Linked DNA regions of Homo sapiens: region 1 is linked to region 2. Evidence: read pairs that join two places in POLR2A ChIA-PET (ENCODE). Cell type or tissue: Panc1. All regions are shown on one strand. Links, peaks and the distances in the headings refer to the core of each region. The heading gives the core; the rest is flanking DNA. Region 1 has its middle 92 kb from the start of LINC01482. Region 2 overlaps ABCA10 (ATP binding cassette subfamily A member 10).

Region 1 (15,674 bases), core at 5,705-10,704, 460 kb before region 2:
GGCTTGTTTTTCTACCTGCCTGCCCATTTCCAAGTACAAGCTGTCCCACTCTTTGCTTATCTCTTTCTGTTTGGTGTTCAAAAGGGGTCCATGGTGCTTTTCGAAACCATAATATTTGGTTGGTTAGTGAACAGTCTGCAAAGCAAAATACATTACTTTGATGTTAGCATTGGTACCAGACCTGGAAGAGGAGATTGACCCTGCAGGTTTCTGCTTTGTGTGTGTAGAATCTCAGAATGGTGCAGGGGAGACTCCTCTACTGTTGGTATAGAAAAGGCTTAAGTTTTGGAGTCAGAGAGCCCTGAGTTCAGTCCTTAGTTCTGCTGTTTTCTATTTTGCAACTTTAGGCTTGTGACTTAATGTCTTTGAACCCAGTGTTTTCGTCGGTAAAGTATGGATAATTATACATATGTAAATGGCTGGGTTGTTGTGAAGAGTAAATAATATGACATATGTAAAGTTCTTAGATGATACTTATTTCATGCTGGTTACCACAAATAGTCTGTCATGCTATTATCATTGAATATACAAATATAATGGTGTCAGTTTGACAGGAAATATACCTTCTTGGTTTGTAGCCCTGTAAGGGCTGTTGACAAGCACTAAAACCATGGTAAGAGGGCACCGGAGTGATGGGGTAGGGCTTCTCTGATACAGTCTAGCAAATGTTGCAAAAGGGAAGCTCCTGGTGTGTTTAACTCACTTATTTTTCAAATTGTGTTAAAAATTCAAATTGACCAGTTAAGTTAAAAAAATGGAGACCTTTCCTATGCAATGTGGATGACAAGCTTCTTTTGAAAAACCAGATCTGGCAACACAAGACCCCCTGCATTCCAGATCATGACCATCAGCTGTAACTTAGAAGGGCAGGCTCTTTCCAGTTCTCTCCACTGTTTCTTCCTAGTGCTCTATCTTAGAGATAACCTAGTGTTACCTCTTATATTGACTACTGACCAGCTCATGTGATTGGACAAACACTTTCACTCTTTTAGTCTCAGTTATCCCGTCTGTAAAATGAAGATGATAATCATTAACGCTTATCCCAAAAGTTTCTTTTGAGGATTAAAAAACCTCAATTAAAAAGTTTTTTTCACAGTGCTTGGTGGAGAGAAAGAACTCAGGGTTAGCTATTATTATGGTCATTATTAGGCAGCTTTGCAAATTAATGGGTATCTAATTGAAATACATACCTAAGTGGACACCGACAGAAATTAAACTGTGGATAACACACACATTTGTTATAGGGACATAATATTTTTGAAAAATACAGTGAATTTTTCTTTTTTCCTACTTTCTTGTAGTTGGTCTTCTCTATATTCTCCTCTTAGGGAAAAGCATTTGACAGAGAATCTTCTGCTGTCACATCCACCCTTCACCCTATTCCACGCTGACTTGTTTGGATTATATCAGTAGAGGATAATGGTGTCACTATTTATTCCCCTGTCTAGCTTCTTCCCTAAGGCATTGCATTGAGCCTGCTGAGACCCTCACTGAAGATTACTACTTCCCTTCAAATATTCTCTCCTTCTGAGTTTGGTAACCCTTCCGTCAGACCATGAGGTCCTGGACCTGGGGTGGTAATGATGACACTCTCACTAGCCCTGAGGCTCTGTCACGTTTCTTGCAGTGCTCTCATATGTCTTTGAACCTTTTGTAGACAATCTTTTTTATCAAAACAATTTCTACTTATCCTACTTGGAGTAAATCATCAGCTGATGTAGCTTCCATTGCCTTGAAAAAAAAATTAGAATTGTGGCTGGGCATGGTGGCTCATGCCTGTAATCCCAGCACTTTGAGAGGCCGAGGTGGGTGGATCACTTGAGGTCAGGAGTTCAAGACCAGTCTGGCCAACATGCTGAAGCACCGTCTCTACTAAAAATACTAAATTAGCAGTACATGGTGACAGGTAATCCCAGCTACTCGGGAAGCTGAGGCAGGAGAATCGCTTGAACCTGGGAGGTGGAAGTTGTAGTGAGCCAAGATTGCACCACTGCACTCTGGCCTGGGTGACAGAATGAAATTCTGTCTTAAAAAAAAAAAAAAAAAAAAAAAGAATAAAGTAAAAATCAAAGAAAAGGAGTTAATTTTAAGGTTCCAATCTCAAGACAATATTTTGAATCTACAGCAAGGTAATGGTCCTAGAAATCAGGCTTCATGGAGAGAGAAAAAAGTTTTTAAAATTCTTGGAGGTTTCCATTAACATATAGAAAGCCAGGCTAGGTCACAGAGGATCAAAGCCACAAGTGGAGAGCAGGCAGGAGAAATGACTTGTGGGAAATTTCCACCAGACAGGAAGAGAAAATAGAAACCATTGCCCTGGAGAAGGAAGGGAGATTTTGAGAGGGCACAACCAGGATGTGTACCGCAGCTTGGTCACTGAGAAATGACTGTTTCCTCCCCAACCCCACCTTACTTAAGCAAAATTGGGGCAGGGTGTGATGAGGCATTGGAAACCCTCACAGAAAGCCCAGATAGCTTGAGGGAGAGTCAACACATCTTGACTTGTCCCCCGTGTCCCCCCTGTGACTACTGTGGTAGGGAAGTGGTGAAACTTCCACCATCCCTCTTCCAGGGTAGAGGGTTCCTTATGGCCCAGAGTTCCTGTCTGCCCCAGGGAGAGGACACCAAGGTGCTGAGAACAATGTTGTCTTGGTATAGACTTCAGGGCTAAGAAGCAAGAGGCCACAAACCATAGAGGGCTGGTGATTTGAGGGACCCAGAGACCTTGGACATCAGCAGCAGATGCCAGCGGATGCCCATAAAGGACAGTGAAATTGGCCACACCTAAGTAAACACCAGCCAAGGACATTCAGGGACAAAACCAGCGTGTAGCTGAAGACTCAGGACTCCAAGGACTATATGCCAGCTTTTCTCTGCCCCCAGATATCACCTTGGGAAGAAGATATGGGCAAAGTGACCCCTTAAGAGAGGAGGGAAGCAGTCTTTGAATTTCCTGGGCAATTTACCCAAATGAAGCTGAGTTAATCCCAAAGTGAAATGTTTTAAACAGGAACAAAGTCAGTTGCCCTTAATTAAAATTAATTTAATTAATTTGAATTTTTCTCTGCCAGCAGGAGGAAAGGTAGCTTCAGAGTAAGTGAGTAATTATAAACAATAATGAACTTCATCTTTTTTATACTTCTGAGTGTTCTGTATAAATTTTGTTTTGTAAATTCTGCATGACCTCTCTCACAAGATTGACCCTTTGCTCTGGAACTTTGTCTTTGAGTCACTGAGTCATATTAAGGGTGGTGAATGAATTTTATCTAACATAACCATTACTTTTACTTACTAAGTAATTTTAAACATAAACATGGAAGGAAATTAAGATAGAAAGAAAAATATCATATCCCTCCACCCTAAAGCAAAAACATCCATTTTGAAAAAATATTTTCTTTGCCCATGTGGTTAATATACTGGTGAGAGATTGGCCAAACCGTTTGCCTACAAAAGTCTGTCCTGTCAACATCCTGAGTTTGTCCTTGGTGACGTAAAGGAAAAGAGAGAGAAAGAGAGAGAGAAATGAGCTGAGTACCTGATGTTGTCATATGGCATCAAGCTTCTCCTTACTTGGATGCCCTTCCAATTAGTGAAACAGGACATTTTTAGGATGGTGTCCAGACTCAACAGTGTCAATAGGATTTCACTCTTTCTATCTTACTTCTTAGTGTTTGCCATTATACAAAACCCCAGGATTCACGGGGATTCCTCTCTATTCTTCATCTGGCATTCTAGACCCTGATTCTGGGGCTCTTGACTGTTGGATTATTGACATTATGATGTTATGGGTAGGATATTCCAAGTAGAATCCCTGAGTTTTTATTAATTGGAGTCTTAAAGAACAGATTTACAGATTTAAACTTTGCTTACCTCTGCCTGTTTTTCTCCTTTGTGTTTTAATGCATGTGACACTTTAAGGAAGTGTTTTACTTGGATACTTGGGAAATGAGCAGTGAAGTGAAATAGCTTTCCCTGCTCTTATTTGTATTGCTCTGATTTGGAGGCATATACTCTTCTAAATGATTGCTTATTCACGTGCTTCTGTCAAATTAGAACCTTAAAGAGGCATGATCAGATTTGCCCACATTCCTGAGTAGGGGAGATGCCTATTTCAACAATAGTACCTACAGGGTTAATACAGACCAAGAAGCCTACTTGTTGTGGGTAAGTTACAGTAGCTGGTATTTTAAGATGACATTTGTTTGTCTCTGCAAATATTCCCACAAGTGTTCTCTCAGTAGTTCACTGTTTGGAGCTTCTTGCAGAAGTATCTCAAACATGATGATCATGGGGCCACATGAGAAGTACTAAGCACCGTTGATGATGTTCCTGTGTATTTTTCAGCTTTGAAGGGGGTGACACTTAGATAAACCCTGGAGAAAAAAAAATAGAGAAAAGACTGAATCAAACCTAGAGGCAAAAGCTATGGACAAATGGGTGAAATAAACAAGCAATTTTCTTTTTGTTGTTCCTGAAGCCCACTACATTAGCTTTGGCAGCATTACCAGATTTTAAGTCATGCTGACCAAATCAAATACGAAAATCAGATCGTGATAAGCTGGACTGACATTATTTCTAATTTCTTTTATAATTTCCTTTGTGAGTCATGAATAATTTAGAACCATATTTCTTTCAGTTTCTGAACACACAAAAGTATTTTTGTTTTTTTCTTTGAAATTGAGTTCTCATTGCATTGTGTTGGAGAATATAGTCTGCATGTTTTATCAATCAATTCCTTAATATTTATTGAAATGTCCTTTATGGTCTGGTATGTGCTCAGTTTTTGAAAATATTCTCTGGAAAATTGAAAAGAATTCAGATTATTTAAGAGTTGACATAAAGTTCTAAATATGTGAATTTGACCAAATGTCTTACTCCTGCTGTTTAACTCACCAACATCATTAATTTTTTGATCACTTGATCGATCAGTCTGTAATAATTAAGTATTAAAAATTACACTCTAAGAAATTCAATATACCATAATTTTATTGACCTTTACTTTATATGAGTTGTTGCTTTTGTAGGGCAAAAAGTGGTCAACTATTAGGAATTTCTTACAGTTTGATGTAATATTTTGGAGCTATGTTGCTCATGTTTGTTGGTTCAGGTTTGTAATATTTTTCTGACATATTGTGTGATAATGTTTTTACTTTAAAGTCTATTTCATCTGCCAATTTATATGGTTAGAGCATCTTTATTTTGATCAGTATTTAAAAAATGTAATCCACATATCTTTCTTCTGATTAAATTCTATTTGGACTAATGTCTGGCATATTATTATTATTTTTTCTATTTACTATGAGTTTGACTCACAATAAATATTCAGTACTTGGTAGTTTAAAAATAACAAATATTATTAATTTAATAATTGATGTATTTATTATTAATATTCTCTTTATAAGAGTTTAACTTTGATGCTGATGTAGTTTCATTATGATTTTTTAAAAATTATGATAAAATATTTCCTGTATTTATTAGCCATTTCATAAGCTTACCTGATTTTTTTATTTGAGGTTTTATTGTATTTTACAGTAGCAGGGTGGGTGAAAAGAGGATACATAGAATTTTTATGTATCAGTGTTAGCTGTGGGGTTAGCTTTGGCTTATTGAAGTTACCAATAATGAACAATCCTCAGTATCCAAAGGATACAGAATCATAAAACGTTGGAGATGGAAAAAAACATCTATTGAGGCCGGGTATGGTGGCTCACACCTGTAATCCCAGCACTTTGAGGGGCTGAGGTGGGCGGATCATGAGGTCAGCTGATCGAGACCATCCTGGCTAACACGGTGAAACCCCGTCTCTACTAAAAATACAAAAAAAATTAGCCGGGCTTAGTGGTGGGCACCTGTAGTCCCAGCTACTTGGGAGGCTGAGGCAGGAGAATGGCATGAACCCGGGAGGCGGAGCTTGCAGTGAGCCGAGATGGCACCACTGCACTCCAGCCTGGGTGACAGAGCGAGACTCCATCTAAAAAAAAAAAAAAAAAACTACTGAAACTTCCCATCAAGAATCTCAATCTTTTACAGAAGACCAAAATAAAGACATGCTACTCTGATACAGGGCACAGAGGTTCCAAACAGTGAAATAATAACTAAGCCAGGTCTGGTTCACATCATTTTACTTCCATTTTTGTCTGCAAGAGACTGTGAAAACAGGAGATTTCAACCAAAAAATCTAAGCCTATTGCACTGGGAAGTGGTGATTCCCTCTGAGTCAGATTGGATGATATTTGAGGTTATTTAAAACACTGAGTTTTGATGTTTTTTTTCTTAAATACAGAAGAGGAGGATCTCACAGTTAATGATAGAACCAGACCTGGACTATTGATTTCTTGATTCCAAATTCACCATTCTAGATATAAAGGCCACCCAAGTCTCCTCCCACCCCCCAGTGTACCCCTGTGCCTTGAGGCCATAGTTACTGTGAACTATGTATTGTCATACTTCTTTCTCTCCTCAGAGACACTCCATCAGTGGAGGGACCCTGAATGGGAGCTTATCAGGACTGCAGCCTTCTTTAGGGAGGAAAGGGTAGGATGATGCTAGAGAAACAAGAATTTTTCCACTGAACACTAAGCTAAAAAGGGAGAAAAGAAGGCCTTTTGAGAAAAGCCTTAAGGAGCTGCAATTGCTCAACCAGTGGAACAGCTGAGGATTGGTCTATGTGAGTTCAGCATTCGCTTGGCAAAGCGATGCACCCTGCCCAGGGGCTGGTACTACAAAGTTGGCAACCATATGTTTTTCATATCTCAGTATGAAAATGGATTCCAATTTAAACATAAAGTATTAAAGTTAGATACAATACAACCTCACTTAATTCACTAATTCAGAAGTTGTAATTATTTAGAAGGAGAAAACCTGATATTTACCTTCATGTTTTTTATTTTAGGAAAGAAAGAGAGAGCAACAGTGTGTGTCTGAGAGATTTATTGTATAATATGATCAATATATTCACTAAATATTATCACTATTCATTAAAATAGGTTTTCAAAATATTAATACTTGAAGAAACTATTAGCTCTAATTGAAACTACTTCACATATATATGGAAAAGAATCAAAAAGCAGATTTCTGGAAAGTGTCATAATTCATATGCTTCAGTAAGATACTTAGATGATCTCATTCATTCATTTAGTCATTCAACAAAAGTATATTCAGTGCCAATTCCGTACCAGGCATTATGCCATCTAGTTCTAAGCAGGGAAGTTTCATTTTGTAATGGAACAAGTGAAAAGAACCGCTTTTCTTGAATTTCTTCTTTAAAAGTCACTTATGTTTCTACTGATTTAGGAGAGTTTAAATGCAAACATATGAGTAAAGAAACAGGCTAGCTGACATATCCAGTCACAAAAGACAAATTGTGCCTTCCTGTTAAAGTCTAATATTTTTCAGCTAAAAAGTATTCATCCATGATGTTCTTAATAAACTATTCATAAATATAGAAGGAAGACATGAAGCCACAGATATGTTTATTTGACATAGAGAAGGCTTAGTTCAGGGGTGGGAAGACCACTTTTGTAATGCATTTTTTTTTTTTTTTTTGAGATAGAGTCTTGCTCCGTCACCCAGGCTGGAGTGCAGTGGCGTGATCTCAGCTCACTGCAAGCTCCGCCTCCTGGGTTCACGCCTTTCTCCTGCCTCAGCCTCCCGAGTAGCTGGGACTACAGGCACCCGCCACCACGCCCAGCTAATTTTTTGCATTTTTTAGTAGATGGGGTTTCACCGTGTTAGTCAGGATGGTCTCGATCTCTTGACCTCATGATCCGCCTGCCCCGGCCTCCCAAAATGCTGGGATTACAGGCATGAGCCACCGTGCCCAGCCTTGTAATGCATTTTTAAAATTGATTTTACACAAATGATTCTTTCTATAAGAATATAACATATAGCCTCCAACCTGACCCCCAGGTTGAAATAAAATAATGGAGGCTTTGCTTAGTTTTTCCAAAGAGATGAATGTAATGTAATCAATAAAACTGGAACATCTTCAGTTTGATGGGGAAACTGAGCACCAAAGAAGTAGGCAATTTTGGGAAAGAAAAAAAGCATCCAGGAGTCTTTGGTGAATATCCTAATGCTGAAAAAGTTTGGGGAGATTTGGATGTAGGGCACCTGACTACTGAGCAATCAGTAGGGTGTTTCTTCTGATTGATCCTATCTAGAAGCAGGAAAAAGTAACTTACATTCAATGGGCATCTGCTTTGGGATAGCTGTGGTATTAGATTATACATACACATACACACATGCTTACATATGTGTATGTATAGATTTTATGCATATGTACATATTAGATTACACACATTATATGTGCACGTGTTTTATATGTATTTATAATATATTTTATATATTATAATAATTTAAAATATAATCTTTCCAAATACCTGTGATATAAGTAGTATTAGCCAATTTTAATGATAAAGTGTCTTCGGCTTAGAGAATTACTTGTGTAAGGTCATACTTTTAAGAGGAAGAATGAGGATTTGTGCTGAAGTCCATTGAGTTCCAGAACTCACTAATTTTTCCACTATATATTGTTGTCCAGAGAATAAATGAGCTGAAAACTTTAAAAATCAGATTGATATTTTAATAGACTCCATCATTTGTTAGGTGTGTGAACTTGAGAAAATTCCTTAAGCTCTCTGAGCTGCATTTGACTATTTGCAAAATGGGGTTATAGAAAGTTCACTGCCTGCCTTAGAAGATTGCTGGAGAATTCAATGAAACAGTAAAATAAAAGTACTTAGTGAACATTCCAAAGTAATGTAGAAAATAATACTATGAAAGAACTGTACAAGGCTGGGCACAGTGGCTCACGCCTTTAATCCCAGCACTTTGGGAGGCTGAGGTGGGTGGATCACAAGGTCAGGAGTTCAAGACCAGCCTGGCTAATATGATGAAACCCTGTCTCTAAAGATACAAAATGTATATATATATATGTATTAGCCAGGAGTGGTGGCATGCATCTTTAATTCCAGCTACTTGGGAGGCTGAGGCAGGAGAATTGCTTGAACCCAGGAGGTGGAGGTTGCATTGAGCCGAGATCGCGCCATTGCACTCTAGCCTGGGTGACAGGACAAGAATCTATCTCAAGAAAAAAAAAAAAAGAAAGAAAGAAAGTACTGCACAAATATAAGAACTCACCATGATTACTTTTATGATTGTGTGAGGAGACAAAAGGTAAATTATGGTAAGTACTGTAATTTAGCCAATGATATGAGCAAGATCAAAAAGAATAACAAAGATATTTTTTATTGCAATGAGAGGAAAATGCAATGCACAAGGAATTCTCATTGCTTTTGTGTGTTTGAAAATGTCCATGACAACATGGTTTAAAAAATACTTTCTTATTTTAAAAACTAATTCCCTGAAAAAGTTTTAAAAAATACTTCCTTGTTTGGCTATTAAAGATTAGCTAGGATGATGGTTAAAAATAAGGATTCAGTAGCCAGAATACCTGGGTTTGAATTTCGCCTCTGCCACACTCTGTGTGACCTTGTGACCTATTTTATCTTCTTGTGTCTTGCTGGCTTCGTCTATAACATGTGGATAAAAATGGTACCTACACCATAGGCTTGGTAGGAGAATTAAATGAGTTGACGTTTGCTAAGCACTTAATAAATTACATACAAGTATTTGATAAAATACAAATTTTGTACAGAAGCAACAGATTGACCAAATATATTGTGGGTTTCAAATAGCTCCCATTTACAAGGAACATAAGGATCAGAAAGGTTAAATGACTTAATGTCACACTTAGTAAATAGCTGTGGCTGCATTTGATTCTGGGTCTGTCAGATTCCAAAATCTTGGTTCTAGGTGCTGTGCTGTCTCCTGTGGGGAAACTATGATAAGTCAGCCCGGTCTTATTTTGGCAAATGATACTGTATTTACCCTGACATTTAATGATGTCTTGGAGGGTTTCTTGGATGGGTCTGTTTGTGGGAAGGCTGAGATGCAAGTCCTTTTTAGAAGACAAGACTTGTTTATCTTTCATCAGGAGACACTACCTGGGGACCCCTAGATGGTGCCATCAGGACTTTAAAGGATGCCAGAGTTTGACAGGAGGTGAAGTTGGGACCTGAGAAGTACTTTCTGTTATTGGGCTTCCACTTTACCGAATGGGATCAAGGAGATGAAAATTAGAGTAAGAAACACAAGACAGGCCTAGTTGTGCTGCATTGTCCCACCTCATAAATGAAGATCTGTTGGCTGGGAGTGGTGGCTCATGCCTATAATTCCAGCACTTTAAGAGGCTGAGGGTGGGAGGATCACTTGAGCCCAGGAGTTCAAGGCCAGCCTGGGCAACATAGGGAGACCCCATGCCTATTAAAAAAAATCAGCAGGGCAAATTGGCACACACGTTTGATCCCAGTGTCTTGGGAGGCTGAGGTGGGAGGATTGCTTGAGCCCAGGAGGTCGAGGCTGCAGTGAGCCGTGTTTGCGCCACTGTGCTCCAGACTGGGTGACAGAGCAAGACCCTGTCTAAAAAAGCAAACAAAAAGCAACTGCTGTCACTCAATATTAAAAGCTACCAAGTTCGTGAAGCATCCTATGTGCCAGGCACACATATATTAATGCATTCAGATATTAACTTGATTCTTTTAGATGATCCATAGAAGCTCTAGAAGCTTGAATTGTCCTGCAGATTTATTGCCATTATTTGCACTATCTCTTGCTAACAGAATTATCACTGAATGTGTTTTATTAGCTCTAGAGTGAAATAAAAAATAGAACTAGACAGATTATGTAGGCTGCCTCCATCATATGGAAGGATAAGACCATTTCAGCTTTACTCTTATTTCTTCTGGGATAATGTTCTTACTCTTTTTGAATCAGGCTGATCTGAGCCCATCCTACACAAATGAAAAACTGCCAGCCTCACAGGATGTCAGAAGGAAAAATGAACATAGAAATGGGTTAAAACTTACTTTTATTCCTTAAAGAAGAATTAAGAAAAGGTTAGTTGCTTTGACACAGAGAAAATACTCATAAATAAAAACATGGGTAGCCGATAGATTATCCAATAATCTTTCAGCCCAGTTCAGTTTCAATGAATTATACTTCTGAGAATCAAAGCTAAATAGTCAAATGCCACACTATTACATTTTGATGAAAAGAGTGGGATCTTGCTTATCCTTAAATGTGGATTTTAATGACACTCTTGAATCTGGTGGCCAATGCCCTGTGATCACAGTGAGGGTAAAAATAGTAACAGCAACACTGTCATTAACATTGGTATATCTTATTCTTTACAAAAGAGATTCATACGCATTTTCTTATTTGATCTCCTCAATCCTGCATGGGACACTTTAGTTCTCCATTCTTGAAGTGGGAGAAATTAACGTCCAGAGATTATAAGACTTACCTACTATCATTACTAATAACATAAGTCATTAGTAAGTCCAGGACATTTAGAATATTTTCCTCTATCCCATTGTTTTGGACCAAAAAGTAATGAATCTGTGGTAGTGAAGACTGATCTTCATAAAAACACTTTGCATGATACTGGAAATAAGAGGTCATAAATAAATAAAAATTAGCTTGTGAAGTTTTTTAAAAACAGCAGTCCTAGATCCTCCAGGATCTAGTACAAGCAGAAAAGTACATGCAGTACTCTTCTACTAACCTAATTGCTTTTCTGCAGCAGACAGGCAACTGAATATTTGCAAAACTGCTCAGTGGAATGGTTTAATTCTTTAAGAACTGATTTTCCAGTTTTTTTAGAGGCCGCACAAATATTGCTAAGTTGTATCACTTGAGAATTCTTGGGATAGTCAAATATAGGAGAGCAAGTCTGCTCATTTCCCCAGCTCATTAAAATGATATTGCAGGAAGATGTTAATAAGAACCTTTCATATAAAAGGATATTTCCTGAGATTTATATACAAATAGTGAATATACAGTTGACTCTTGAATAATGTGAGGGTTGAGGTGCTAACTCTTGCACAGTAGAAAATTCTGTGTATAACTTTTGACTCTCCAAAAACTTAACCAGTAGTCTACTGTTGACCAGAAGCCTTACTGATAATAGAAACAATCAACACAAATTGTGTATGTTATATGTATTATGTACTGTGTTTTTACAATAAAGTAAGCTAGAGAAAAAATGTTACCAATAAATCCTAAGGAAGAGAAAATATATTTACTATTCATTAAGTGGAAGTGGATCAGCATAAAGGTCTTCATCCTTGTCATTTTCATGTTGAGTAGACAGAGGAGGGGGAGAAGGAGAAGGAAGAGAAGGGGTTGGTGTTGCTGTCTCGAGGGTGGTAGAGGCAGAAGGAAATTTGCATATAAGTGGCCCCAAACTGTTCAAAATTGTGTTGTTAAAGGGTCAACTTGATCACAGGGAAGCCAGTCTATCAGCAGAAAGATTCTTTTTCACCTAATCATCAACTAATATAACTTGAAAGGAAGTCAGCTTGGATCTCCAACCTTCTTTTGTCATTTGGCATCTCTCTCTGAGAGGGACACGTAGTGTCTTTTGGAAGCAGCAGAGGCCAATGGGGTCTCCACATTCCATACAATGATGTCTCCATCAAAACTAGTGGTAGCAAAGGGATCAAGAGGTGGACAGTCATCCACAGCTAAGCCGCATTCTGTGTGGAGCTGTCCTCCCATTCTCATGTGTTGGTGACCACGTGAATGCTCTAGAAAGAACCATACAGGAAAAGACTCATCTGGGTTCCCAGTGAGGATGGGTCACCCTTCCCTAGTGGACTGAGTGGCTCTGACTGCTCCACACTCCAAACAAAGCCTTATGAAGTTCAGAGCAGGACTTTGCTAATCCCAGCCCTTTGCACTGGTGGAGAATGGGCAGTGTGAGGCCCCTGGAAGACTGCTTTCTGGGATTTCTCTGCTTTCAGGTTGCTAATGACTAGCTGAGCCAGACACACAACAACCAGGCTCTTCTCTCTCCAGTGATCTTGTGGTTCATTTCTCCCACCTTACCCATTCATTCTTCCCCCTCAACATACTCTTGGAATGACTGTATTTTTCTCGTTGTGTTTATGCTGATTACATATTTGTTGGTCTTGTCTCCCATACGCCCTCTTTACAGGGTGGGGACAGGCTTGTTCCCCACCATCCATTATCTAGAGTGCCTACTTACAGAGCTTCATTTCCCGAGGGAGTGCAGTAAAGGCTTGTTTATCAACTGCTGGATTCCTCAGAATGCTCTCTCTTCTACTATGGGAGCTTTTCTGATTAAACCCTCATTCAGGTCTGGTAAAGTCAGTTCGGGTCAATACCATTCACAATTCATAAGTTCCTCCTATGACTGAAGCACAGGGCTAAGACCTTTAAGCAAAGAAGATACAGTCTGTGCCTTCCAAAGCCTTTGAAGCAAGAGGAGGCATTATCAGTTCAGCAGCTTTCAGCCTTGCTGTTAACACATTCTGGTGGGCTCTATCAGTTGTGAGACATGTCATCAGCAGTTTGTTACAAATAATAGTTAAAGTGCTGAATAAAATGCACTAATAAAAATAAATCTAGCTAGGTGCGGTGGCTCATGCCTGTAATCCCAGCACTTAGGGAGGCTGAGGTGGGAGGATCACTTGAGCTCAGGAGTTGGAGAACAGCCTGGGCAACATGGTGAAATCCCGTCTCTACACAAAATTCAAAAATTAGCTAGGCATGGTGGTGTGCATCTGTAGTCTGAGCTACTTGGGAGGCTGAGTTGGGAGGATCACTTGAGCCCAGGAGATCGAGGCTGCATGAAATGAGATGGCACTACTGCGCTCCAGCCTGGGCAACAAAGAGAGACCCTGTCTCAAAAAAATAAAAACAAAACAAAATAAAAAAAAATTGAAAAGTAAATCTAAGTGGATTCAGGGTTATTTTGACTATAACCCTTCATAATTTTTCTAGCATTATTTATGTGTGTGAAACTCACATAAATATGTAGTTTCCAACTTAAATTTTTTTTCCTGATGCACATGTCCCCCATACCCCTGTGAATCTATATAAGGAGTGCTTGCTTCATTTCAGCTGAGACATAAGGTGTGGTGATGTATGTGTGCCAACCAGCTTACCAGCTCTGGCTTTGTGCCTCTCATCTGTGTTAGGAAGCTTATCTGAATGCAAGTCATCAGTGGTGAAATTATTACAAATGTCATCTTTTAGGGGGAGAGGAGGATAAATTCTGATGAGGAAAGAAATAGAAGGCTAAGTTTCCTGGGTGGGGCAAATCTCAGCTGGGCCTTGAAAAGTAGGTGGAATGTTGTCAGAGCTCTGGAGTATAGGGGTCAGCAGTAATAAGAAGGTTTGGGCCATGCAGAAAAGGACTTCGATAAAATTCAACATCCATTCATGTTAAAACAAACAAACAAACAAAACCCCTCAATAAACTAGGCACTGAAGAAACATACTTCAAAGTAATAAGAGCCATCTCTGACAAACCCACAGCCAACATCGTACCGAATGGGCAAAAGCTGGAAGCATTCCCCTTGAAAACCAGCACAAGACAAGGATGCCCTGTCTCACCACTCCTATTCAACATAGTATTGGAAGTCCTGGCCAGAGCAATTAGGCAAGAGAAGGAAACAAACGGCATCCAAATAGGAAGAGAGGAAGTAGAACTATCCCTGTTTGTAGATGACATGATTCTATATCTAGAAAACCCTGGCTGGGTGTGGTAGCTCATGCCTGTAATCCCAGCACTTTGGGAGGCTGAGGTGGGCAGATCACCTGAGGTCGGGAGTTCGAGACCAGCCTGACCAACATGGAGAAACCCTGTCTCTACTAAAAATACAAAATTAGCCAGGCGTGGGGCGCATGCCTGTAATCCCAGCTACTTGGGAGGCTGAGGCAGGAGAATCGCTTGAACCCAGGAGGCAGAGGTTGCAGTGAGCCGAGATCAGGCCACTGCACTCTAAGAAAACCCCATAACCCCATAGTCTCTGTCCAAAAGCTCCTTGATCTGATAAACTACTTCAGCAAAAGTTCAGGATACAAAATTGACAAACAAAAATCAATTGCGTTCTTATACACTAGCAACATCCCAGCTGAGAGCCAAATCAGGAGCACAATCCCATTTACAATTGCCTATGAAAAGAGTAAAATATCTCAGAATACAGCTAACCAGGGAGGTGAAAGAGCTCTATAATGAGAATTACAAAACACTGCTCAAAAAAATCAGAGATGGCACAAGTAAATGGAAAACATTTCATGCTTATGGACAGGAGGAATCAGTGTTGTTAAAAAGGTCATACTTCCCAAAGCCGTTTACAGATTTAATTCTATTTCTAACAAACTGCCAATGACATTCTTTATAGAACTAGAAAAAAGCTATTTTAAAATTCACATGAAACTGCAAAAGAGCTCAAATAGAAATGGCAATTCTAAGCAAAAAGAACAAAGCTGGAGGCATCATGTTACTCAACTTCAAACTATGCTACAGGGCTACCGTAACCAAAACAGCATGGTACTGGTACAGAAACAAACAGACCAATGGAACAGAATAGAGAGCCCAGGAATAAGGCCACACACCTACTATCATCTGATCTTTGACACAGCTGACAAAAACAAGCAATGGCCCCATTCAATAAATGGTGCTGGGATAACTGGCTAGCCATATGCAGAAGATTGAAACTGGACCCCTACCTTACATCACATACAAAAATCAACTCAAGATGTATTAAAGACTTAAATGTAAAACGTGAAACTATAAAAAC
Region 2 (15,674 bases), core at 5,201-10,200:
GTATATAATATATATATACAAAATACACGTTAAGCAACTATGTTATCAGTAAGATTTCAGTCAACAATAGGCTATGAGTAGTTAAGTTTTAGAGAGTCAAAAGTTACACATGAATTTTCAATTGCATGAGGGTAGGGGGTTGGTGCCTCTTACTCCGACGTTGTTCAAGGGTCAAATATATTTTGATTTGAACAGGAATCATTCTCTTTTATATTCCATTGAATTTAAGTCCTCTGATTGCAGAAAATTTGCTTTGTTCATGGTTATATCCCAAGCAAAGTATCTGGCACATAGGAAGATACAATCAATATGAATGAATGAATAAATATTGGGAAGGGCAAACAATAAGGAGGATTTCTATTTCTCTGTTTTTATTCACCAAATAATCAAAAAATATGCATATTAACAGTGCAGTTGATACAAAACACTTTGTTAAATAGTTACTGTAGTTACAGGAATAAAATTGGAGGAAGAAAAGGAAGATTACACGGTTTGGCTCTGTCTCCCAACCAAATCTCATCTTGTAGCTCCCATAATTCCCATGTGTTGTGGAAGGGACCCAGTGGGAGATGACTGAGTTATGATGGCAGGTCTTTCCTGTGCTGTTCTCATGATAGTGGATGGGACCAACAAGATCTGATGGTTTTCAAAACAGGAGTTGCCCTGCACAAGCTCTCTCTTTGCCTACTGCCATCCATGTAAGATGTGACTTGATCCTCCTTGCCTTCTGCCATGATTGTGAGGCTTCCCCAGCCACATGGAACTGTGAGTTCTCCATTAAGCCTCTTTGTAATCTTGGGTATATCTTTATCAGCAGTGTGAAAACAGACTAATACAGAAGAAGAGGATAATAATTCCTATTGAGTACTTCATGAACATTTACTATTTATCAGATATTTTAATGAGCAGTTTACCAGCACTATAATAGTTTATGCTCTTTTAAAATCTCAATCCTAAAACACTAGAAAGTACTACTGTTATTATACATATATTCTGATGTTTAAATAACTGAACCTCAAAAGAACTGAAATAATGTGTTCAATTTCTTATAGCTACTAAGTGCCAGACCACTGAGGATTAAAACCTGGGGCTATCTAACTCTAGAGCCAAAATTCTTAATCATTATACTTTCCTAAGGGATATTGTATCAGTCAACTGTCCATACATCAAGTCAATATATAATGTACTGGATACCATGAACTTATATATACAAAACAGATGTTTCTAAAAGCCTAAAACAGAGAAGCAGACATTTGTGAACTGGAAGATTCACTATGTAAAGATATCATTTCTCCCCCAAAGTAATTTATAGATTCAATGCAATCCCAATTAATATCACTTCTTGTGGAATTTGACAAGAAGATTCTAAAAAGTGCACGCAAATGCAAAGAATCAAAAACAGCCAAGATACTTAAAAAAGAACAAGGTGGGAAGGTTTGCTCTCTCAAATAAAGCTACCATAATTGAGACAGCATGGTATTGATGTACAAATAGAAAAACAGATTAATGGAAGAAATCAGAAAGGCCAGGAATAGTCTTGATTGATAACAAAGGTAGCACTGCAAAGCAGTGAGATAATGATATGGACAAGTGGATATATAAATATGATACGTATCAAAAAGGCATATAAACAGTGTTTCTTCCGTATGTACAAGAAAAATTTTCTGAAGGAATAAACAATATAAACTGAAATAAGCTCAGGGTTTCATCAGCTTATTTTATAAACATTGTGTATACTTCAGAATCTCCTCAAAGATTTCGTGGCCATAGTATTTGTAATTATTAAAGGTATTGCTCTAACAAAATATATAGCAATATATCTTCAGTATTCTATAAAAATTAAGTTGGATTTTCTGGCCGGGCACGGTGGTTCAATCCTGTAATCCTAACACTTTGGGAGGCCAAGGTAGGCGGGTCACCTGAGGTCAGGAGTTCAAGACCAGCCTGGCCAAGATGGTGAAACTCTGTCTTTATTAAAAATAAAAAATTTAGCTGGGCATGGTGGCGCACACCTGTAGTCCCAGCTACTCAGGAAGCTGAGGCAGGAGAATCACTTGAACCCGCGAGGTGAAGGTTGCAGTGAGCCAAGATCGCCCCACTGCACTCCAGCCTGGGCAACAGAGTGAGATTCCGTCTCAAAAAAAAAAAAAAAATTACGTTACATTTTGTAAATCTAACAATGCAAGTGAAGAATGTATCTTTGACCATCTTGCTTCTTTCACCTTTATTCCATTCCTTTTTGTCTTCTTACTACACTAATTACCACATCTATATTGTTTTACTCATCAAAAAAAAAAAAAAAAAAAAGAAGTCTTCCATTAACCATTCCTTCTGGCAAGCAATGATAGCAACAACAATGCCTTGTAAGGAGTAATTAAACACTTCCTGTTTCTGCTTCTGCATTCTATATTTATTCTTCCATCTGCTACAAACTGTATTCTGCATTCACTGCTTTATAAAACTGCAGTCTCAAAGTTAGTTGTAGACATCTGTATGTAGAGATATGATGTAACAGATACCCTAAAGGGTCTTACCCATACTGTACAATTAAATTTTGGGAAATTGAAACAACTGTCCCTTACATACACTGCTAGTTTCAAGGGAAAAAAAAAAAGTGAGGAAATTCTTCAAGGACAAAAACAAAGCCTGAAACCCACCTTGGACCATTAAGTAAACACAAAATCTGCTTGGGCTGAGGACAAGTCCCCATATCAGCCCATGAGTTAGGAAGATATGATTTGGGTTCTCTTTAAAGTCATTCCCTGCAAAGACCTTTAAGAGACTAAAATGAAACCCTCTTGATGGGAATTCCTTGTAAATCCCATATTGAGGCATGATACTCTAAGTTGGCTTGTACAATCGTAGATGGATTCTACACTGCATGTCTCACAAAAGTAAGTGAAAATCTTTTGGGGATGAAAACATCCCTAATACAGAGTCTTCGGAGTTCCACACTTTAAGGTCAACCAAGTATGAGCTCCTCTCCCCGACAAAAACTTATCAAACATATAAGGCAATAAGCACTAGATGACTTTTGAGACTAGAATTGTCAAACGACAAGTAGAAATGTTGTTTTCAATGAAATGTTGAAATAAATCAAATATGAAATATAGAACAATAACAAGTAACAAAAGATTAGGAGAAATAACTAAGCATATTTTAAATAGAACCAAAAAGAGTTTTGGAAAACAAAATTGAAATTTTAAGTAGTCAATGAGTAAAAATAATTTAGATGCAGATGAATTTAAAACAAGTGAATTGGAAGAAACGTCTGAAGCTTCCCCAGAAGGCAGCAAGGACAAGGACATGGAAAATTTGAATGAAATGCTAACAGATGTAGAGAATAGTATGAAAAGCTAATATTATCTCAGTAGAGACTTTAAGTCAGACAGGCAATATCTGAAGTGGTATTGGCTGAGAATTTTCCTAAACTGAAGACAGAAATGAATTCCAGGCATCCCAATTTATACAAAAATAAAGATAAATAGAAAATCACACCTAGAAACATTGTAATGAAAGCTAAAGTCAGAGAAGGTTAGTCAATGAGAGAGCCTCTGCAAAGGATAGCAACTGACTGATAGCAGACATCTGAACAGTTAAAATGTAAGCAACAAGAGAGTGAATTTTCAAAGTGATAAGAGAAAATGACTGTCAACCTAGAAATGCATAAGCAGCTAAATTATGTTTTAAGAATGAGGGTGAAAAAAGATTTTTTTTAAACTACGAGAGTTTATAGCTAACTGACCTGTTAAAGGAATATATAAATGATGCATTTTGGGAAGCCAAAAAAAAAAAAAAAAAAAGATTGATCTCAAAAGGGAGGAAAAAAAGACTAAAATCCAAGTATGAATAGTGAACAAATAGATTGATTTAAAATGTACACAAATCTTTTTTAAGTTCTTAAAATGTTAATAAAAATGCTTATTTGAGGGATTAAAAAAAGAAAACCAAAACACTAGACAATAGCATGTAAGTAGGGTAAGAAATTATTAATAATAAAATCCTCAAAATATGGTGTTGGAAGTAATTAAGATATTTATTAACTTTAGGCTTTGTTAAGTTTAGCACATAAAAAATTTTTCAGGGGTGTTATGGGCTGAATTTTGCCTCCCCAAAATATATATGTTTAAATTTTAACCCCCAGTAGCTCAGAACATGACTATATTTAGAAATAGTCTCTAAATGGGTAATTAAGTTTAAAGGATGCCATTGCAGGAGTCCCTAACCCAATGTGACTATTGTCCTTATAAGAAGGGGAGATTAGGACACAGACGCGTCCAAAGGGAAGACCATGAGAAGACCTGGAAGAAGATGGCCCTCTATAAGCCAATGGGAGAGGCCTCAGAAGAAATCAACCTTGCCAATAGCTTGACCGTGGACTTCTGACCTCTAGAATTGTGAGAAAATAATTCTGTTCCTTAAGCCTCCCAGTCTGTAGTACTTTATTATGGCAGCCCTAGCAAATTAATACAAAGTAATAAAATATAGATTATGACTTTCAAACCAAAAAAAAGAAAAATATGGAATAAAAACAAATTCAAACAAACAAAAAAGGGAAGAAAAAAGAGAAATCACATACACAAAGCAAAAAGTAAAATAGTGTAACTTCAAGAATATCAAAAATCACAATAAACTCATTAAATTAAAAGCAGGTTAAGTCTGAATTAAAAAACAAATAAAATCCAACTATATTTCTTTTACAAGAGACAGGCATTAAAGCATAAGAACAATAAAAGTTAAAAGTAAACACAAGTGGCAAAAAAGATTTATCAAGCAAATACTGAACAAAAGAAATCTGGTGTACCTATATTAATATGAGACACATTTGACTTTATGGCCAAAAACCATAAGAATAAATAGGGCTGGTGTATAATCATTCCAGACTTCAATGCACCAAACAAAATAGTTTCAAACTATACAAAGCAAAATTGGATTAAATTAAAAAGTGAAACTGACAAGCCTACCTTTACAATGGAATTAGAAGAGAAAAAAATAAAGATCAATGACTAATGCCGATGGTTAAGAAGACATTACCCTTGGTTATGATATTTGACCATTGTAGTACAACCATTGATAAAACTGGCCCAAGGAATTATGTGATTAGCTGTCACAGGGATGCGATTTGGAAGCTTAGAAGCAATTTAGTAGCCTTTAGGATTTCTGCTGACATACTGAATTCTCCAACTGGTTGTGTTTGTGATATTCCTGCTTATACTAAATCCAACTTTTAAATACTACTCACAAAGGCCAACCAATGTAACTGTAACAGCTCCAGTGAAGTAAAACTTTGGTCCTTTTACCCTAATCCCTTCACCCTGTCCACAGAAAGAGAAAGGAAAATCCAGAAGAAGAAGAAGAAAAAAAGAGAGAGTCAAAGTGTAGACCTTGCTCTCTTTCTCACCGCTGATCCCCAAACTAAGGGCGTGCCTAAGATGAGCCTGGGGAGAGAGTTTTACATTGCTTAAGAAAGTTATGATTTGGACTTGACCAACCTTTTAGATTTTTTTTAGTTCTTTAAGTGAATCTTACTTAACAAAATTGGACTGTTTTAATGTTTGAAATGGTCAGAAAGCTATAGTAACTGCTTAAGATATCAGCTAGTGATAGGGAAGGAGATGCAGTAGCATATGCCTGAAGTAATAAGTAAATTATTTATTAAGAAAACAGTTTCTTATTTATTTTATTCATCTATATAGCCCCCTATCATGCTTGTTGTTTGTTTGTTTTTTAAGGAAGGAGAATTATTTAAGAGAAAAACATCACTGAGTTGAGAGGCCTGCGTTTAAGTCTGATTCTTTTCAGTTTTTCCCACTCTGTAAAATGAAGAAATGTCCTGAATGATCTAGTCTTTCAGCTGTTACATGCCATGGTTCCTACATATATTTTACTTCTTTCCAAAGAAACAGAGTTCTAAAAAAGAAACCTCAAAGAACAAATGGGAAATAAAGGAAATAAAATGAACAAAACATTCTGAACCCATAAACATGGTACAACAATAATGAAAGTACAAAAGAAAAACAAACAAAAAACCCTCCATTCTCTTCTAAGCAAAGTATTTATACTTAAATTTGCATTTAAAAAAACTTCAAGGAAATTTAATATAAATGTGCACGCATGTATATATACTTACAATAAAAAAGCCAAAAGACCAAAAGCCATTATTTTTTCTCCACTTGCGAAAGATGAATGAAAGCACATATGTGAGGAATATAAGAGAAACTGCACAACCAATTATGCATACCACCTGCAAATAATGAGGATCAATGGCAAGATTAGAAATGGCAGGTCATAGAGGGAAAGAGGAGGGGAGATAATCAGGTCATAAAGCTGCCTAAGGCAATTTTCTTATTTTCTTGCATATTACATGCCTTTTGCTAATGACAAAACATTCATGAAAATGAATTTTCATTTTGATTCTACTATTATAATTGGCTTGTGGAAAAAATGATCACTTACCAAAACAAACATGAGTTCCCATGAAAGCTGGAATCCCAGAAATATGAAGTAGTAAATTAAATGTATTGAAAAGAGAATCAAGAAGTATAATGGAATGTCCACCAGAGCCTGTCCACACCAGTATGCTGAAGGCCAGAGGCCTGAAATCCATAACTGGGATTGAACATTTTTCTGACAAAGAATAGAAGGGATAGAGGAAGGGATCTTAGTTTGAAAAGATTTTGTGGTTATGTAAAAAAAATTGTTTAATAAATTTTAGAAATAGTATGTTATAGTGTCTGTGTGACAAAAAGCATCCTCCTAAAAATCTAGCATCTCCAATGGAAATGTGTAGTTATTGGTTCAACAGAAAAGTCTCAGCTATTTTTAAAGTTAATTTACCCATTGATACAGATTAATGAAGATGACTACACTATATATTTTTAAAGCCCAGTTTATTAAAGCGTAGTTAAATAATTGGAAACACTGTATGTCTGACATTTCATGCTATAGTTAAAAATCTAAATTCCCTTTGGAACTGTGAAATAACTGCATGGATCAAACAGTACCACATCTTCATCCCTGAAGTTTATTTAGCATGATTTCCCTTACAGCTGTGGCAATTTTATTGTGCTAAATGGTAAACTTTCTGACCTCTTTGAAATCATGTGTTTACTATAATCTATACTGATATTAGATTGTAATGTATGTGTAAAAACATTAACCAAAGTACAACTGTGTGTGTATAAAACAATAAAATTGCAATTACTACAGTCAAATAAAATCAATCTCAATCTAATTTCCTCTCTCTCCCTCTTACTTTATAATCGCTGATGCTGCTCATGCCGATAAAAGGAGAAACGCAGTTTGTGATCAACAACAAAAATATGGACCCATCTATAAAACCAAGATCCAGCACTATGTCATCCTGAAAGATGAAAACACATCAGTAAGCTGTTGCAATTGTTACAAATTATACAAACATTATAAGATACGTTTCCAGGAAATAAAGAAAAACTCTAGAAGCATTCACCTGATTTAAGAAGCAAAGAGACAAGCAAACATGTTTTGTTAACCTTAGTGGCAGGTTCCATTCCCAGGAACAGCATGATATAAAAGAAATTCAAAATCTCAATTTTATATGTATATACGGTAGTCTCCCGTTTCCACAGGGGATATATTCCAAGACTCCAAGTGGATGCCTGAAACCTGGATAGTACCAAACCCTATACATAATATGTTTTTTTAATCTGATAACTGAAATGGCTACTAAGTGACTAATGGGTAACATATACAGTGTGGACACACCAAACAAAGGGATGATTCACTTCCTGGGTGGGAAGCAGGACAGGGCAAGATTTCATCATGCTACTCAGAACAGCATGCAATTTAAAACATATGAATTATTTATTTCTGGAATTTTCCGTTTAATATTTTAGAACTACAGTTGACCAAAGGTAACTGAAACATCAGAAAGCAAAATCACTGTGAAGGGGGACTATTGTACTTAGAGGGCATGAGCAGTTTCTCTTTTACATTTACATCTGATATTTTAGGGAGCTACAGTTATCATATCTGAAGCACTGAGTTAAGTTGTCATTTGTTCCAGTTCCCTATTTCCAAGTTGGCCTCTAATAGTGATTGTTGTGAAGCTGGACTTATGCTTAGGCATTATGCCTAACTACGTGCAAGATACAATTAGAAGAGAGCAAATCTTCCCTGCCTACATAATTTGACTTCTAAAATTGTTTAAATTAAACAATTGTCAAGGCATTGAGGGGTCTTTAAGTTTTTTTCAAGACACTGTAATTTATTATTATTATGACAAAAAAAATCTAAAGAAAAGGAGTGCAGAAAAGGTAAGTTTTTGTCATAAATGCAGGTGCAGGTGGAAGGGCAAAAAAGAAGCAATGAAAAGGTTGTTCTAAGAGTATTAGTAAAGATGTGGGAAGAACCAGATTACCAGGGGCTAAATAAATGCACAATCATCAGTGTAAGGGAAGGGTAACACTTATGACTCCATATCCCTGCTTCCCAGTATCACCCCTGGGAAAGGATATTACCCATGTTGTTGATCCTGTTGCTTAATATTAAATGGGCCAATGTCATTGGTTGATGCACATATCTGTTTTCCTCTCTAAGAATCGGACAAGACTTCATCATGCTACTCAGAACAGTGTGCAATTTAAAACTGATAAATTATTTCTAGAATTTTCTATTTAATATTTTTCAACCATGGTTGACCAAGGGTAACTGAAACCGCAGAAAGCAAAATCATAGATAAAGGGGGACTACTGTACTTAGAGTGTACAAGCAGTTTGGGTCCAACTAAAGAGATACCTTTTTTCTCCTTTATATCCTGCACTCTCTACTTGGGTGTACTGCTTAATTTTGCTACCCTAAATCTCTGCTTTTCTTTGCTCCCCCATCTCTCTTCTGCATATCCTCAACTTCATCCTAATGATTCCCAAAGTATGCATTATCTCCATCTACTTCTCTGGGTTCCTTGCTTTTAAAATATTCTACAGAAAGTATCTACTTGGGTATACTCTGCTTTATCTAATATACTAAGTCAAAAACTAATACTAGCATCTCCTCCAAATAAACTTTCCTTTTCAACTTCCCCATTTCTATCAGTAGTTTTGTGACTGTTTCAATTTCCTAAGCTACAAAATTGTCTTCTTACATGCATACCTCTTTTTTATACTTCTTTCAATCTGCCATTTAATGCTACTATTCTATGAAATTCACATGAGTTTTTCTTTTGTCACTTATTCCTCTTCCTGTATGCTGGTCCAGACACTTTTGTTAGCTTCTGTTGGTCCTTGACTGGCATTTGAATATTAATATATGGTAGGAGGATCAGGGGGTCCAGATACACAGAAGGTCAGAGCTAACCAGTGAAAGTCATTATTAGGCAGAGTTCTAATATAGGCATTTGAATCCTTCACCATTGGGATTCCAATGCCATATTAGAACTTGACTTGTGAATGTCCAATTACGTTCCTTAGTATATTTCTATTTATAACTTAAGTATATCAACTTCAGAGGCATTAGTGAGAACTAAATTAAATAATGTATAGTGAGGCCAGATGTGGTGGCTCACACCTGTAATCCCAGCACTTTGAGAGGCTGAGGCGGGTGGATCACCTGAGGTCAGGAGTTTGAGACCAGCCTGGCCAACGTGGTGAAACCCCATCTCTACTAAAAATACAAAAAAATTAGCCGGGTATGGTGGTGCATGCCTGTAATTCCAGCTACTTGGGAGGCTGAGGCAGGAGAATCACTTGAACCCAGGAGGTGGAGGTTGCAGTGAGCTGAGATCTTGCCACTGCATGCCAGCCTGGGTGACAGAATGAGACTCCATTTCAAAAAAAAAAAAAAAAAAATATATATATATATATATGTTATATATATATATAGTGAAATAATAATATTTTTATTTGCTACATGTAGCATTTGCTATATGGGAGGTGCTCAATAACTAAGAATAGTTGTTTTTAAGATGAAAGCACTAGAATTTAAAACAGACCAGGAAGCAATATCAGGCAAGAACCAACAAGTAGCTAAGGAACAGATGACACGTAGCTTAGTGAAGTACACATTTCAAAGTCTAGAAGGATAATAAGAAACAAAAAGGGCATAATTTTAAAATAGTGGGAAAATGAGGTTATTAAGAGAAGTCATGACAGCTTTAGAAGACACCTTCAGCAATCAGAGGCAATGTACAGCCAAATCTAGACGCAAGTGAGCCTCACAGAATTGTGGAGATAGTGACTCTTCTATGCTAGTGGTTCTCTAAGTGTGGTCCCAGACCAGCAGCATCAACGTCACCCGGTACTTACTGGAAATGCAAGTTCTCAGACCTCACATCTGATCTACTAAATCAGAATCTCTGGGGATGGTGTCCAGTAATCTGTTTTAACAAGCCCAGCAGGTGATACTAGTGTATGTTAAAGTGGAAGCACCTCTGGTCTATGACTTCTGCTGGCATATAAATCAGCCCCAAGATTTGAGGTGTCCCTGAGAAAGGATGTTATTAAATCTGAGTAAAAGGGAAATTGTGACTGAAAATAAAAATAAATTATCCTCCACAATGGGTGAGCAGTAAAATATACTATACTAATCCCTATTCTTACTATAATTGATCATTTTGTTTGGTTATGCATGAGTAAAAGAATGAATAATTATTGTTTTCTTTAAAAAGAAAATACCTGTTTCTGGTGAAAATGCAACAACTAGAAAAAGACTGAAATTCTTAACTTTCCTAAAGAAACACAATTTCCATTTGAATATTTTAAAAGTTATTCATGAGGGACTAAGAGAGAACTCACCTTCCCTGGATCCACAGGAGACAATTTAATATCCAAATTGCTTCCTTGACAAGCCTTCCGAACATTAATTTTGTCTAGATTTATATACATTGCAAGAGAAGAAGGTTATGTATCTATGCATCATCTCCTCTGTTTTCTGATTCGGTTTAGCAAAAAAGTAGATTAAAGAGCTCTATCTGTTGAACCCAGGAGGCGGAGGTTGCAGTGAGCCGAGATCACACCATTGCACTCCAGCTTGGGTGACAAGAGCAAAACTCCATCTCAAAAAAAAACAAAAAAACAAAACAAACAAAAAAAAAACCTCTATCTGAACCTCGTCAAAAGGGAAAAATAGAACCCCATGTAAGAGACCTACCTAACATGTTGGAGCAATCAACAACGAATGTATTTGATGTCTGGAGGTAATATGCTAAGACAAATATTCTGTGAGTTCATGAGTAATAATCTTAGTAAGCAGATTCAGAAACTAAACTCAGGTAACTGATGGGTCCCTCTGGGGCCCACTGGCCACATGAGACCCATTCAGCTCTGTGCAGGGTGAAAGGCTACCTGGAAAAGATAAATGTGTGTCATACTGCATCTGAAGCAAAAGCCTCAAGAGTAACTTCTTTCCTCAGCTCCATTTCTATTTACTCCACCTAAGGATTAACATAACATTCCCCAAAACACTGGGGAAAAGAAAGGAGGAAGGAAGAAGCAGAACAGTCAAAAGGAAAGGTACCCTCTATCAGACTGCAGGTGATAAGGAGGTCAACCCATGCTACTTTCTGCATGAGCAGAATTTCTTTATCTTGATATTCTCTACGGAATTCTCTTTAGCAACACCCAGAGGCCCTGGCAAGCTTCCTGCTACCATTGAGGGGAAAACCCCAAATACCATCTTTCTTCCTCCAGAGCTGGCTCATGCTCAGCCAGACCTATTTTCCCTACAGAGAAAGCTTTTTTATTAAATGCAGGGTGAACTACAGTGGTTTGCACTCAGTAAACCCAGCATACATTCAATTCTGAAAAATCCGAAAGCCCTTTAAATCATATTACTTAAAAGTTGCAAGATAATTTTTATGTCTTTACAGTAATGAAGAGTTTGTCCGACAAAGGCTAACTGTAACATGCTTCCACAGTAATGATAATAATGGCTCATGGTTGTGCGATACATTAAACACTTTTAAAAATAATATCTTAGTTGAATGTTACGTCTACTTTATGAGGTAGAAAAAGCAAGTATTAAAATAAAAAAATTTTAAAGACAGGACTATTACAGATTATCTGCTTGCAGTTCCCATCTTGCAGAAGAGAAAGCTGTGCCATAATGGTAACAAACGGTGCACAGCATAACCAGTTATCCAGTCTACCCACTCATTCATCCATTCAACAAATATTTATAGAGCTTCTGCTCCGTGCAATGCATCATCCTTTGTGCTAGAAATAAGTCAAGTATAATTATTACTTTCAAGAAGTTCATATTTGAAAAACAATGACAAACTGAGTCTGAACTCAGTTCCACTGAAAAATAAATTAGGAGGGTCTTTAAGCATTAAAGCATCTGCTGAAAAGTCCTGGAGGATGTTAGGAGATTGATTAAAAAAAAAGGGAAGACAACATCGATTCTATATTAAAAGTAAACAATTAAGGGTAAATAAAGGCATGATTAACTCTGGAAGTACTGGGAAATAGATGAAATTATATTAGATCTCACTCTTGAGAAATTACCAGAACTAAGTTTTGATTATATTTTTCTTATTTTTGCTCTGAACTGGTAGCACATTGCTATTACCATCCAGAGAGACACTGTATTGTTTTATATTAGATAGTTTCTCTACTTACAATTAAATCACCCTATCTCATTCGCAGAAAACTAGAGTTTGCATTATATGGTATTAATTTCTTATTATGCAATTTTCCAATAAAATTTCATTATCTAAAACCACTATGCATATTCTTGCTAACATCCACATGATTTCTATAATTTTTTCCCTTTTTTATCTATCATAATCAAACACACCAGTTAAGAATTTGACAATTTAGAAAGAATAACTAAATTGCATCTGATCAAAAATTGCACTTCACACCCCAAGTTATAAAACATAAAGAAGCCAAACCAAAAAAAAGCACTGCAGAATTTTAAATGACAAAGAACAATAGAACTGTTAAAAAATCATAATTTTAGAATTGGACCATATTTTATCATAAATCCCTTTGGTGGAGATATACATATACATATGTGGGTGTGTATACATACATACACACTCTTTTGCATTTGCATTAATCAGCGTATATGTCTTATATTCATCTAACTCTCCAGGGAAATCTGACACTCTGACATAAAATTAAGGATTTAGGTTTAAGATATCTCTGATATTCTTCATTTCCAACCAAATCCATTCACTGATTTAAGTAAATACGCATTGAGTACCTAGTAAGTTGTATATGGTAAACCAAAGTCAAAATTATGAGTTTTCAACAGTCCTATGATTTTTTTCTCTTTTATTTTAAATTTTGCAGTGTCCTTTTGGATCTTGGCTCTTCTAATGTTCTGTGTTGGACTGTGATTCTTAATCAGACAAGATTTTAAACTAGAGGGGTGAGGCCAGCCATAAAACATAACTCTACAGCATACCAAGTGGTAATAAATGTAATGGAAAAAATAAATCAGGATAAGGGATAGGAAGTGATAGGTTACATCTAATTTACTAAGTAAATAATTATATATTTAAATTTTTCCATAAAACTTTTGAATTTTAAAAATTTAATTAGACTAAACATAACAGTACTTGAAAGATTCTTGATCTTTCAGAATAAGTAATAGCAAACATGTATTTGAATGTTTCCTCTTTCCTTTATAGGAACGTAAGCTCCATATGGGTGAGATTTTTGTCTATTCTGTTCATGCTGTATTCTCAACATCTAGAAGTACCAGAAAATAGTACACTCAGGAAGTAGTTATTGAATAAATTTAAATGTGTATATATATTTATATGTAAATATATATATATATGTATGCCATGCTATGTTCTAGGTACTCAGTAAATTCATTTAATCTTCACAATAATTCTATAAAGTAGGTACTATTACGCTCCCTACTTTGCAGATGAAGACACAAAGGCAAGGAGTAGCTAAGAAACTTGCTGTTAAGTGGCAGAAACAAGATTTGAACTCACATGGTAGGCTCTAGAGCCCTCATCCTTTATCCCTCTGCTGTGTTGCCTCTTATATAAGTCGAATACTCTACTTACACGAGAAAATGAAGTGCTCTCCATTTGAATAAGCTCCGTGAAGTTAAAAATTCCCATAAGGGCATTGCTAACAATTCCCATAAGAACAGGAAAACAATTCAATTTCTTGGTATTACACGCAACAGAAAATCTGTAATCCTTGAAAAAAAGTACACAAATATAAGTTATAAATTCTTATAGTAAATATATTTATTGTATACTTTGTATATTACCAGAGTGGAATTAGAATGAGAAGGAGACTATTAATTTTTCTTTGACACTTCTGCCTTCTTTGAATTGGTACAAGAATGCATTATTTTTGTAATTCAAGTGACTTGTTTTGTAAATGAAATGGATTAACATTTACTAACATGAAAAGATGTCAAATATTTATATTTTATGTGACAAAGAAAGTTTCAAGCCTCCTCTAATATGATGCCAATTTAGAAAACATACTTAAGTTTCCTATAGTTCTAAGTATTAGGACGTGGCAAAAAAAACAAAAAAAAACCAAAAAAAAACAGTGCATAGAAGCAAACATACCTTCTGGTCACCAGACACTATGATGGCTCCATTGTAGGAGGGATCATCTGAGCCATTTCTGTTTCTAAAGTCATCTATTTCCAAAACTATATCCTGACACTTCAGTGAATGCACGAGGTCTTCAATATTTGATCCTAACATAGTGGAAGGAAGGCAACAAGAAAAAAAAAAAAAAAGCAAGAAAATCAAAGTCAAAGCTTAAAATAATAATGATTGCCAATCGTGTTAAGAAAAACCCAGAATAGCTTAGTAAAGAGCCTTGCTCTTTAGGAGTACAATACTATTCATTCTGATGCTACCACATTAAGTTCCATTTACTATCTTCAATGTGACGGACTCCTTTATTCTTTTCAGAAATATATTCATTTATCTTATAATTCTCACCAGGTGAAAAGAGTTTATGAAAATAAGATTGCATTTCTCACAGGAAGAAAATTTGCTAGGAGTGACTTTTATAAACTTTACCAGAACCCTGTAATATTTGTAATTATGAATAATACATACAAAATATACCTCATGACCCAGGCTTGTTCTAGTGATCCTGTCAACCTTAAATGGCACTAACCTTGCCATGATATTTAAAGTACTAGTAACCCATTCAAAACATCTTTATGGAATTAAGTTAACTTGATATTTGCCATTGTGCCCATTATTTTTCTTGACTTGATTTCCATCATAGATGGAAAGGAAGTCAAGTTGGTCACAGGGAGAAGTCAAGCTATGATGCAGCCTCCACATCTGAATCAACCACCCCCGCACCAAGGGAGCTCTGGATTTAAAAGGACCCATCAGGGAGAGAATCCACAGATCCTTTGAAAGAGGCGGCTTGCAGCTGCAGGCTCCATGAGACAGCTGAAAAACTGAGTGCCCTCGGTGTGAAAGGGCAATGTGTGTCCCCAAACACACATCCTCACTGGGGAATCCGAAGGTTGAGATCACGGGAGGATTTTACCTTACCTGGAGCTAAGACGAATTTAGAAAGCCAAGCGAAATATAGGGGTAGAGGAAGCAGTGGGAGGAACCCTGTGGGCACTCTCAGCCCCCAGGGAAGCCATTTTTGACTTTGTCTCAGAGGGGTCCTTGGGGAGGGCTGCCAGTGGAATTGGGGAAAGACCACAGGAAGAAGGAAACTTCCAGCTGAACTTTGTAA

What was found. Peaks named below come from ENCODE experiments on the same cell type or tissue, not always from the same donor. Only the 100,000 strongest peaks of a DNase experiment are listed, where the experiment ranks them.
Region 1: POLR2A ChIA-PET joins it to region 2 with 8 read pairs; 2 of 35 experiments call an interaction of 5 or more read pairs at or near these places.

Annotation. Positions count from the first base shown.
Region 1 is chr17:68,712,462-68,728,135 of GRCh38, forward strand. No RefSeq gene overlaps it. Among named protein-coding and RNA genes, the nearest start is that of LINC01482, 92 kb to the left of the region's middle. In Panc1, for the core only: no CTCF peak of the experiment used is centred there; no DNase peak of the experiment used is centred there.
Region 2 is chr17:69,168,151-69,183,824 of GRCh38, forward strand. ABCA10 (ATP binding cassette subfamily A member 10) reads right to left here. Exons shown (of 39, transcript NM_001377321.1): 21 at 14,525-14,658; 22 at 14,003-14,140; 23 at 7,256-7,363; 24 at 6,457-6,627; 25 at 6,131-6,244. Among named protein-coding and RNA genes, the nearest start is that of ABCA6, 34 kb to the left of the region's middle. RefSeq lists a silencer at 11,524-11,724. In Panc1, for the core only: no CTCF peak of the experiment used is centred there; DNase peaks (open chromatin) are centred at 7,331 and 7,651; H3K27ac peaks cover 2,123 bases.